Regions from separate parts of the Homo sapiens genome. Here region 2 is linked to region 1. A link is a contact called in ENCODE Hi-C or POLR2A ChIA-PET data. All regions are on one chromosome and are shown on one strand. Each heading gives the region's core, a stretch centred on a gene start or an enhancer-like site at or near the end of the contact. The rest is flanking DNA. Distances are from core to core; before and after follow the strand shown.

What was found. A loop is a pair of places that touch in the nucleus more often than their neighbours do. ChIA-PET counts read pairs that join two places held with the same protein, here RNA polymerase II (POLR2A). Pooled maps may share reads with other maps.
Region 2: a map of left cardiac atrium shows a loop between it and region 1 (2.7-fold over the local background). The contact joins two enhancer-like sites. A Hi-C loop is called at or near these places in 18 of 168 maps with a recorded cell type or tissue (CD14-positive monocyte, CD4-positive, alpha-beta T cell, CD4-positive, alpha-beta memory T cell and 11 more), 17 of 37 single-sample maps with no recorded cell type and 24 of 50 pooled maps. POLR2A ChIA-PET finds 5 or more read pairs at or near these places in 3 of 52 experiments (AG04450, HepG2 and activated CD4-positive, alpha-beta T cell).

What each region holds. Positions count from the first base shown.
Region 1 is chr1:8,038,053-8,044,042 of GRCh38, reverse strand. All of the region lies in intron 2 of ERRFI1-DT (ERRFI1 divergent transcript), which reads right to left. Among named protein-coding and RNA genes, the nearest start is that of ERRFI1-DT, 15 kb to the right of the region's middle. RefSeq lists a silencer at 3,140-3,434. Within about 2 kb of position 3,307, at least 16 of the 41 ENCODE cell types and tissues checked have a DNase peak (open chromatin) inside an H3K27ac peak, as active enhancers do; they include PC-9 and ascending aorta, where a contact is called at or near this core.
Region 2 is chr1:8,339,890-8,345,879 of GRCh38, reverse strand. SLC45A1 (solute carrier family 45 member 1) reads right to left here. Exons shown (of 9, transcript NM_001080397.3): 9 at 1,715-2,133. The coding sequence ends at 1,867. Among named protein-coding and RNA genes, the nearest start is that of SLC45A1, 25 kb to the right of the region's middle. RefSeq lists an enhancer at 2,264-3,004. Within about 2 kb of position 2,364, at least 24 of the 41 ENCODE cell types and tissues checked have a DNase peak (open chromatin) inside an H3K27ac peak, as active enhancers do; they include PC-9 and ascending aorta, where a contact is called at or near this core.

The DNA.
Region 1 (5,990 bases), core at 2,058-4,557:
ATTTTTTAAATCTTTATAAAGGTATGACTGAACTGACAAAATAGTAAGTGAAATCCTCAGAGGCATGACAGAGAGAGAAAGCATGACACCAACTGGGCAAGAAAATGATGAAGTTGGCATCTTCCCTGAGGGCATCTGCCAATTCCCGATGGCCTAGAGCAGGAGTCAGCAAACTGTGGGCCACATCCAGCTTGTCACACATTGTTGTAAATAAAGTTTTATTGGAACACAACCACTCCTATTAATTTATGTATTGTCTATGGCTGCTTTCATATTACAACCACAGAGATGAGTAGTTGTGAGAGAAACCATATGGCCCACAAAGCCTACAACGTTTACATCTGGCCCCTGACAGAAAAAGTTTGCTGATGCTTAGCCTTGAGTTTTAGTAGGTTGAGTTTGTGGGATTTGGGAGACAAAGCCTGGGACCTAATCGAGTGGGATGCCAAAAGAAAGGCTGCATAAAGTTGGGACCCTAGAAAATGTTTGCCCTGAAGAAGGGGATAGAGGGAATACTTGCTTACTCATGTCTTGGCTGTGATAGAAAGAAAAAAGTTTCCCTGAGAATTCTTCACCAAAAGTTCATCCTTACACAGTAATGAGATATCTGGGCCAGGCGCAGTGGTTCACACCTATAATTCCAGCACTTTGGGAGGCCAAGGCAGGTGGATCACCTAAGGTCAGGAGTTTGAGACCAGCCTGGCCAACACGGTGAAACCCCGTCTCTATTAAAAGTACAAAAAATTGCCCAGGCATGGTGGTGAGCACCTGTAATTCCAGCTACTCAGGAGGCTGAGGCAGGAAAATCGCTTGAACCCAGGAGGCGGAGGTTGCAGTGAGCCAAGATCACGCCACTGCACTCAAGCCTGGGCAACAACAGCAAAACTCGAACTCAAAAAACAGAGAGAGAGAGAGAGAGAGAGAGAGAGAGAGAGAGAGAGAGAGATACCTGTGTGCTGGCCCAAAAAACACTTCTAGCCAAAAATTTAGTTTATTGAAGTGATCTGGCTAAAAGTGGCTCTAGGTGTCTAGCATAAACCAACTCCAATCCTTGACTTCTCACAAATAAAGTCCCAAAGAATATAAGCTTTGAATCAAAAAGCACAAAACGCATGAGGAAACACTGCTGAGAATGACGTTTACTGAAAGTAAAACTAAGCAGAATAAACAAACTGCCTAAGTAAACCCACAAAGACCTCAGATGTTGGAATTATTAGATAACAAATATAAAATATAAGGTTTACTATAAAGGCTACACATGGACATACAGAGGGGAATAATAGACACTGGAGACTCCAAAGATAAGAAGACGAGAGGGGTGGGTGAGGGATAAAAAATTACCTAATGATAATTTTCACTATTTACCTATTGGTACAATATTTTACTCTTCAGGTGATGGGTACACTAAAAGCCCAGACATCACTGTTACACAATATATCCATGTAAGAAAGCTGCTCTTGTACCCCTTAATCTATAAAAATAAAAAATTTTGTTTACAGTAATTAAAGAAATAAAGTATCAGAGAAGGAAAAAATTATCAAAAATAATCAAGATGTATTTGATTATTTTTGATATGTGATTATTTTTAGGTGCATTTGAAAAAAATACATCTAAAAATGACAAATATAATAACTCACATTATAAAGCCAATTGATGTTAAGTAGCAGATATAGCTGAAGAGAGCAATAGCAAACTGGAAAATAGATTTGAAGAAACTATACAAAATGTAGCACAAAAAGAGAAAGAAATAGAAAATACAAAAGAGTTAAAAGACACCAAGGACAGAGTAAAAAGATCTAATACTTATCTAATCAAAGTTATAGCAGGAGAAAAAAGAAAGGGAAAGAAACAACGAAACTCCGTCTCTACTAAAAATATAAAAATTAGCTGGGCGTGGTGGTGGTGCACACTTGTAGTCCCAGCTTCTAGGGAGGCTGAGGCAGGAGAATCACTTGAACCCAGGAGGCAGAGGTTGCAGTGAGCCAAGATCTCGCCACTGCACTCCAGCCTGGTGACAGAGCAAGACTCCATCTCAAAAAAAAACAAAACAAACAAAAAAAAAAAACAGAAGTTTAAATTCTGGACAAAAACATGAAAATTGGGAGGTGGAAGAACATGAAAATTAGGAGGCAGTGATGTGAATTAACATGTTCTTAAGTGTTTCTTGTATTTTTCAGGAGAGTAAAGATACTAGCTTTAGACTTTGCTATGTTAAGCATTTCACAATTTCTAGGTAACCACCAAAAAAGAGAAATAGAGGGTATAACTTCCAAATTGGGAGCATGAGATGAGAAAAAAATGCAACGAGTAAAGAAAAGATGCAAGAAATGAGAAAGAAAAACCCTTAAAATCAAGACAAATAGACAGTTCAAAATAGCATGGTATAAATGATTGAAATTATCAGTAAAATATATCAGTAATCATAATAATTATAAGTGAACTACACTCACCAATGGAAGACAAAGATTTTTTTAATCCAGCTCTGCGCTGTTTATAAAACAGACCAAAAACTTAAGGACACCCAAAGAGTAAAAAGAAAATTTTAGAAAAAAATACACCAAAGTACTAACCAAAAGAAAGCCATTGTGACTCCAGAAATATCAAACAGGCCAGGCGTGGTCTCTCACGCCTATAATCCCATCACTTTGGGAGGCTGAGGCAAGCAGATCACTCAAGACCAGGAGTTTGAGACCAGCCTGGCCAACATGGCAAAACTCTGTCTCTACTAAAAATACAAAAAATTAGCTGGGCATGGTGGCACACACCTGTAATCCCAGATACTCAGATGGCTGAGACACAAGAATCGCTTAAACCCAGGAGGTATAGGTTACAGTGAGCTAAGATCATGCCACTGCAGTCCAGCCTAAGCCACAGAGTGAGACTTTGTCCCAAAACAAAACAAGACAAAACAAAAAAAGAAAGAAAGAAAGTAAAGAAAAGAAGTATCAAACAAAATAGACTTTAATGCAAAAATTATTACTAGAGATAGAGGCTTACTACAAATTAACAAAATGTTGGATTTATCAGACAGATTTAACAATTCTAAACATGTATGCTCTGAATAATATAGCCTCAAAATATCAAAGTAGAAACATCAACAAAACTACTAGGAAAATGGAGTGAGGAAGGATAAACTAACAACAGAGAGAACAAAAGGAAGTTTCCATGATGAGCTACCCAGATCCCCAATGAGTTATGAAAAGCCTTATTCCTCAAGCTCCTGGGAATGCTGCCAGAACATGGCCCTTAGCTGTCAACCCTGTTTGGAGAGTGACTCAGCTGAAGAAAACTGCCTTTTCCAAGCTTACTCTTCCTTCCAAAGGCAAGCCATATCAATGACTGACCAATAAGAGTTAGAGGAAAAAAGGTCCAGCTCTCTTGCCCAAGTTAGGACAACTCCAAAGGGTCAATCCTGTTCCAGAGCTTTGCATGTAGTTAGCTAAGGCCTATGTCGTACATGGATCACAACTTAACTTCTCCCTCTGCCCAATTCTTTTTCCTCACCCTTCCTTCAACACTCTAATAAATGTCCTCCATGTTCATCTCCATCTCAAAGACTGCTTGCCAAGAAGCCAGTCTGCAACAAATATCCAGGAGAGATGCACTGGTAAGAAATTAAAAATATGGGATTAAAGGCCAGGAGAAAAAAAAAAAAGGGACTACAGGCCAGGAGAGAAAATGGGACTACAATTAGATTTTGGTGTAATTTACATAGACATCATAATAAAAGCTCAGGAATAGAATGAGATGACTAAACTAAGGAATAAGTAAAGAAAGCCTCGAAGACGCCAACATCTAAGCATACAAGGAAGAGAAGAATAAATGACCGAGCAGGACTGAGGAGAGGTATCAAAAGGTGTGACGTGTAGTGTTACCGAGGTCAAAGAACAGAAAACTTTAAGAAATTTGTAAGTGAACAGAGTCAAATGCTGTACATAAGAAAATGGCTGTTGTGGACACTTGATGTATGCTGACAATATCCATTTCCTTTTTTTCCTAGTCCATTCTTCAGTCTTACTCTGGGAAGCTATCACCTCCTCTACTCTTAGTCCTCCTCTACTCTTGGTCCTCCTCTGCACTTGAGCCTCAGATGGATTTGATTCTCCCCCCATGGTTCCAAATGAGGTCCCACATTCAGGCTTGGCCAATTGGAACATTGCACTCCCCTGGCCTTCAGTTTCGATTTGTGAGAATCAGGCCCAGGGTTTTTGTTCAAACTATTAAATAAGTTGTTTTTAAAATTTTTAATTAGATGATCCCAGGGTTTGCTGGCAGCCATCATGCCACCAAGGAACCTCAAAATGAAGTCAACACAAACATGGATAAAGCCAAAAGTTAGAGAAAGTCTTGCCCTGCATGATGTCATCTGAACATGTGAACAAAGCAATGTGTGCAGCGACATCCTAGTCTTCTCCAGTACTGATCCACTGAATTCCTTTTTTTATTTATCCAATTTGAGTTGGGTTTCCTGTCACTAAAAAAAAGTCCTAACTGATAACATGAGGATAGATATTCCATACTCAATTTTGTATTCTACTTTTTAAAAAAACTTTTATTTTAGGTTCGGGGTACATGTGCAGGTTTGTGTTATAGGTAAACTTATGTCACAGAAATTTGTTGTACAGATTGTTTTGTCAGCCAGGTACTGTGTTTGACTTTTTTCACTGAACATGATCATGAAAGAATTTGTGGTGGTTAAAAGGAAACTAACTGCCTAGGTTGGAATCTAGTTCCTAGCTGTGTGACTTTGAGCACATGACCTAACCTCACCTTGTAAACTGGGTACAACGATAGGATGTACCTCGTAGGGTTGTTGTGAAAGTTAAGTTAATATATGTCAAGCCTTAGAACAGTATCTAGTTCTTAGTAAATGCCACAAAAGTGTTAGCTATTATTAGGCATTATTCTCAATTACAAAATGTTCATAATCATATTACTCCTAATTATAAAATTCTCATTAGCATATGAATAGTCTGTATTTTACTTGGCCAGTTGTCCTACTACCAGGCCAGTTTTTCACTCTTATGAATAACACCATATTGAACCTCTTTGGGTATAAAGCTTTCTGTATTGTGATTACTTCCTCAGTTTTTTGCTGTTTTTGAGATGGAGTCTCACTCTGTCGCCCAGGCTGAGTGCAGCAGCGGGATCTCTGCTCACTGCAACCTACACCTCCCAGGTTCAAGCGATTCTTGTGCCTCGGCCTCCTGAGTAGGGATTACAGGCACAAGCCATCATGTCCAGCTAATTTTTGTATTTTTAGTAGATATGGGGTTTCACCATGTTGGCCAGGTTGGTTTTGAACTCCTGACCTCAAGTGATTCACCTGCCTCAGCCTCCCAAAGTGCTGGGATTACAGGCGTGAGCCACTGTGCCTGGCCTATTTCCTTAGAGTGCTGGTAAAAATACTGGTTCAAAGAGTTTATTTGATTCTCGAAAAATTTTAAGGAGGTAGAATCTACAGCCTTGGTCTGATGAGGCTTCTTTTCCATTTTTATATCAATTAGGCTGTTTGTATCCACCTGAATTTTCCATCCTATAGTTTAAGCTTATGGCCAAGACAGTCAACAGTGGTGCTGTGTGCTATAAGAGATACAAAAGAAATCATAATCTTCACTAGGATCATATACTCTAATGAGACAGGACAAATGCATATAAAGAATTAAAGAAAACTTCAAATAGAAGCAAAGTTCAAATGACTAGAAATTTTTCTGGATTTTACTTTGAAAAAGTAGAAACCATTAGAAATATATGTAGTAAGATACTCAGTAAATGTTTGTTGAATGAATGTAATGGTTACCATGGATGTCCTGGGGTACCTTCTGATGCCTCAGGATGGTGTGCACTAATAGGAAGTCGATTTTATTATATTTCTAAGTCAGTGAAAACTAAGATTTTGTTACATTTTTTTCCCAGTTTTTATGAATCACAGCTCCCTAAGGTTAATGACTTAATTACACTTATTTTACAAGAGAAAACAACACAGGAAT
Region 2 (5,990 bases), core at 1,115-3,614, 300 kb before region 1:
TTAATCACCATGCGTGGAGGAGCCCTCCCAGGCCTCTGAGAAGGGGCCTTGGTGAGCTTCCAGCGTCAGGTGACGAAGATGGTCAGAGGCCAGATGGCGAGGGACTGCCACACTCACGAGAGCTTTGCCAGATCCACAAAGGGGCACTGGGAGGCAGTGGGCACAGCCCGGGCAGACCCAGGCCCAGCGACGCCTGCACGCAGCAGGCACATGGTGTCCATCTGTGGAATGAACCCTTGGCGGATGGAGGGGGAAGAATGACCCGAACCTCGCCCTCCAGCCCCTAGTCCCTGCCTGTGGAGTCAAAAGGCAGGATGGGCGCTGGCCAGCCACATCAGCTCCAAACTCTTTGAGATTTCAACTTTTGGGGCATTTTACAATCTGAGCATCTTGGTGCCTATGCTCCCTCGAGCCTGTCAAGCAAGTGCTCACTTCAGAGATCACTCCCTGGCTTCATCAGGACACTGCTCAAACGGCACCTCACTACTGAGGCCACCCAGACACGCTGCTGTCGCCCTGTCCTCCTTCCCTGCGCTTGCGCTGCACGGAACCTCAGTGAGCCATGTGTCTCCCTTCCTCTCACATCAGTTCCAGCAGGGCAGAGTGGACACTTACAGCTGGATTCCCAGGCCAACCACTGTCTGCCACACCCAGGCACTCGCTGGATATCTGGAGGGTGGATGAGTGGATAAGAGGATGGGTGGAAGGATGGATGGATGGAGAAATGGATATTTGGATGGGTAGATGGGTGGACATGTGGATGGATGGATATATGGATGAGTGGATATTCGGATAGGTGGATATTTGGATGAGTAGATGGATGGTTATGTGGATGGGTAGATGGGTGGATGTGTGGATGGATGGTTTTGTGGATGAGTGGATATTCAGATGGGTAAATATTTGGATGAGTGGATGGATGGTTATGTGGATGGACGGATGGGTGGATATGTGGATGGATGGATATATGGAGAAGTGGATATTTGGATGTGGATGGATGGATGGATGGATGGATGGATGGATGGATGGATGGATATATGGAGAAGTGGATATTTAGATGGGTGGATGGGTGGATATGTGGATGGATGGATATATAGATGAGTAGATATTCAGATGGGTGGATATTTGGATGAGTGGACGGATGGTTATGTGGACGGATGAATGGGTGGGTATGTAGATGGATGGATATATAGATGAGTGGATATTTGGATGGGAGGATATTTGGATGAGTGGATGGATGGTTATGTGGATGGGTGGATATGCGGATGGGTAGATGAATGAATGGATGAGAGAATAAATGGATGAATGGACAAGTGAATGAATATGAGGCCTTCTGATCCAAAAGACCTGTATACTGTGACTCTACCCTGGGATGCAATGTACAGAATGTATGGTCCAGTTAGACCAGGCTCACTCTACCTCAGCACAATTGACAGCTGGGTCTTGCTAGCTCCTTGCTGTTGGGGCGGTCCTGTGTGCCGTGGGAGGTTTACAGCATCCCCGAGTTGTGACAACCAAAGCTATCTCCAGACTTTGCCAGATGTCTTCCTGGGGGTGGGGGTGGGGTGGCAAAATTGCCCCTGGTTGAGAACCATTGAATTACACCTTTACTTTCAAAAAAAGATTCTTACAAACCTCCCCTGCCCGAGTCCTCAGGAGGGTAACTCAATCCCATGGGGACCTCTCAGCCACCAGAGAGCAATGCCTAGAAACCATAGGCTTTGCCGCTGTCATTTATTATTTTATCACATATTTACATTCCAGTAGGCAGCCAGTCCCCCTGTCCAACAAGGCCCTTTGGTCCTCACTGGTCGGCCTGCTCCAGACCCCCAGGTGCAGGCGCGTGTCCGGAGTCGAGGCTCCGCGATGTCAGACGTTCAGCAGGAGGGGCCGGTGCTCCTCGTCTGCAGCGTCGCTGGGAGGAATTTCATAAATGACAAACAGGGAGGAGTACAGGCAGCCCAGGAAGGACACGAGGCTGGAGAAGTACATCACCCCGTTGGCACTGCCCACGGCCGAGGTCAGGGGCCCCAGGACCAGGGAGACCAGAATCTGAGCCAGGAAGTACTGGCAGCTCAGCAGAGAGATGTCCACGCCCATGCCCCGCCGGGTGCCGTCCGCACTGGACCCTGCAAACTGACCCAGAGGAAGAAACGTGTCAGCGAGACACGCCGCGGCCAGCACGGGGTGACCGAGCTCGGTGTGTCCTGCGAGCCCAGGAGGCCCGAGCGGCCCACACACAGCGGCCTCACATTTTTCAGCGCCAACATGCACAGGGAGTTCAGCCAAGAGTTTAACAATATTTGTGTTCGGAGAGATGACGACAATGAAAAGAATCCATGACTAATGGGGCAGAGGGCTGAGCTCCCACGGGCCGAGGTGGCGGGAGACACTTTCCCCGCTCAGCACTTGAGCTCTTCCCCATCCTCTCACCCAAAGAAAACCAATCTGCCCAGCCAGGCGACCGCTCCACTCCTGCCATCCCCTCCTTCACCTTCATCCAGGATGGGACCTGCCCTACACCCCCAAAGTCCTCTGCACATGACAGCCGCTGGTCCTCTGTCCGAGGCTCCAAGGTCCTCGTGGCCTCCAGCTTGGGCACGTCACTCACTCTCCCTCCCCTGCATGCCATGCTGGGGGACAGTGGCTGAGAGTGTGGTCTGTGCAGAGTGACGGTGGGGAGCGGTGGCATGGCTTTCCCTCACTGGGCTCCCCCAGCACCAGCCGGCCTGCAAGGTGCTGCGTGAGTGGGCATTGCTGTGACCTGGGAGCCTGGGCCTCCCCTGCGGCTTCCCCCCATCAGAAGGGCTGTGCTCAGGGCCAGCCCAGCTGAACTTGTCAGACTCCAAACTCCCTAAAACAAATCAGGCCCAGGCCTGGGGGAGGCAACTGAGGCATGAGATTAAAAGGGAGAGAGAGAAACTCAGTAATCCAGGTCACATTTCTTTTCTTTCTTTCTTTTCTCTTTTCTTTTTTTTTTTTTTGAGACAGGGTCTTGCTCTGTTGCCCAGGCTGGAGTGCAGTGGCACAATCTCAGCCCACTGCAGCCTCAGCCTCCTGGGCTCAAGTGATCCTCCCACCTCAGCCTCCCGAGTAGCTGGAACTACCGGTGCATGCCACCACACCTGGCTAATTTTTAATTTTATTTTTTTAGAGATGGGGTCTGACTATGTTGCCCAGACTGTCCAGGTAATATTTCAATGCAGCATTTTAAGATTTCAAAGTCACTGCAAAGGAAAATTATGGTGGGAACATTATGTGACCATAAAAGGGAAGGAGGCGCTGACCCAGGAAACAGCACAGATGGAGCTCGAAGCCCACAGCTGCACTGCAGATGCCAGACACGAGAGGCCGCAGACTGCCTGACTCCATCACAGGAGACGTCCCAAATAGGCAAGTCCATGGGGACAGGAAGAAGGTTAGCGGTCACCTAGGCCTGGGAGAGTGGGAGGGTCAGAGGGGTGATGGCTGACGGGTTTCTTCCTGGGGTGACAAAACTGTTCTGAAATTGATGGTGGTGATGGTTGTACAACTCTGCGTGTGCTGAAACCGCCGAACGGTGCACATCACACACTGTTAGATGGTGCATATTTCAATACAGCCGGTAAAAGTCTATGCTGAGCAAAATATCAACAAAAATTTAAGGCACTTTATTTATGTATGTATGTATTTATTTGAGACGGAGTCTCACTCTGTCGCCCAGGCTGGAGTGCAGTGGCACGATCTCAGCTCACTGCAAGCTCCGCCTCCCGGGTTCACGCCATTCTTCTGCCTCAGCCTCCAGAGTAGCTGGGACTACAGGCGCCCGCCACCACGCCCGGCTAATTTTTTGTATTTTTAGTAGAGAAGGGGCTTCACTGTGTTAGCCAGGATGGTCTCGATCTCCTGACCTCGTGATCCACCCTCCTTGGCCTCCCAAAGTGCTGGGATTACAGGCGTGAGCCACCGCACCCGGCCTATTTATTTATTTACATAGCCACTGTCACCCAGGCTGGAGTGCAGTGGTGCAATCTTGGCTCAGTGCAACCTCCGCCTCCCAGGTTCAAGCCATTCTCCTGCTTCAGCCTCCCAAGTAGCTGGAATTATGGGCACGGGCCACCATGCCTGGCTAATTTTTGTATTTTAGTAGACATGGTTTCGTCATGTTGGCCAGGCTGATCTTGAACTCTTGACCTCAAGTGATCCATCTGCCTCGGCCTCCCAAAGTGCTGGGATTACGGGCGTGAGCTACTGCGTTTGGCCTTTTAAATGCCATTTTTCCTTTTGCCTCAGACTCCAATATGAGGTGGCTCAGCACTGTTACTGATCCTTTTTTTTTTTTTTTCAAAGTATTACTATCTTTTTTTTTGAGACGGAGTCTCGCTCTGTCGCCCAGGCTGGAGTGCAGTGGTGCGATCTTGGCTCACTGCAAGCTCCGCCTCCCAGATTCACGCCATTCTCCTGCCTCAGCCTCCCGTGTAGCTGGGACTATAGGCGTCCGCCACCACGCCTGGCTAATTTTTGTATTTTTAGTAGAGATGGGGTTTCACCATGTTGGCCAGGCTGGTCTTGAACTCCTGACCTCAGGTAATCCGCCCGCCTCAGCCTCCCAAAGTGCTGAGATTACAGGCGTGAGCCACCGCACCCGGCTGTGAAGTGAAATTTCTATTCATTGTCCCTCTTACTCTTTTTTTTTTTTTTTTTGAAACGGAGTCTTGCTCTGTCGCCCAGGCTGGAGTGCGGTGGCACCATCTCGCCATCTCGGCTCACTGCAACCTCCGCCTCCCAGATTCAAGCGATTCTCCTGCCTCAGCCTCCCGAGTAGCTGGGACTAGAGGCACGCGCCACCATGCCCAGCTAATCTTTTGTATTTTTAGTAGAGATGGGGTTTCACTGTGTTAGCCAGGATGGTCTCAATCTCCTGACCTCGTGATCCACCCACCTCAGCCTCCTAAGTACCTGGGACTACAGGTGTGAGCCACCACGCCCGGACCCCTCTCTTACTCTTAATTTATGCCTGATTATTTTTCTTTATGCTAAATCCATAATCCGTAACGAGATTTCAGCTGTCCTTTTCTAAAGGACGGGTACCATATCCTTTTAATCTGCTTGATAAGGTACTCAGGCCTGTCCAAATAATGAAATGGTTTCGTTGTTATTAAGCCATGCCCAGTATTTGGGCAAAACCAACATCTAATAAATTACACTGTCACCTAATACCCACGGTTGATGGGAAGCCATGAGGAACAAGGGGAGGTGATAAAACCGGCAGGTGGATCAAGGAATAAAAGCCAAGAGAAATCTGAGACCAGAGGGCAAGAAACGTCTAGTCAGGATTCAAGGACAGAACTGAAGTTCCCACAGAAAAAGGATCAGGAGCTGAGCTGGCTATCAGAACCCCTAGTACATGGTGAACTGATCCTCTCTTTATTTAAAATTTTGGGCTGGGTGCGGTGGCTCACGCCTGTAATCCCAGCACTTTGGGAGGCTGAGGCGGGCGGATCATGAGGTCAAGAGATTGAGACCAGCCTGACCAACATGGTGAAACCCCGTCTCTACTAAAAATACAAAAAATTAGCTGGGCATGGTGGTGCGTGCCTGTAGTCCCAGTTACTCGGGAGGCTGAGGCAGGAGGACCACTTGAACCCGGGAGGCGGAGGTTGCAGTGAGCCGAGATCGCACCACTACACTCCAGCACAGGCATCAGAGCAAGACTCCATCTCAAAAAAAAAAAAAAAGAAAGAAAGAAAGATGTTTTTGTTCTCCATGGATTTTTGGCAAGAATTCTGATTTTTAAAAATACTGCATTAACATGTTATCGATCTGGATTGCTGAGTTTTCCGAGCTTCACTGCCTCCCCATAAGCCCCACCCTGAATGGCTGGGACAGGCATCAACAGGAGACCCGGTGGCCTGACAATGGAGTAGGAAGGGGCAGCCTCCCATTCCCCACATCCCTGGGAAGGACAGAGCCTGACCCAGAGCCTGGGTGGGCTGGAGGCTTCTGCTAATGAA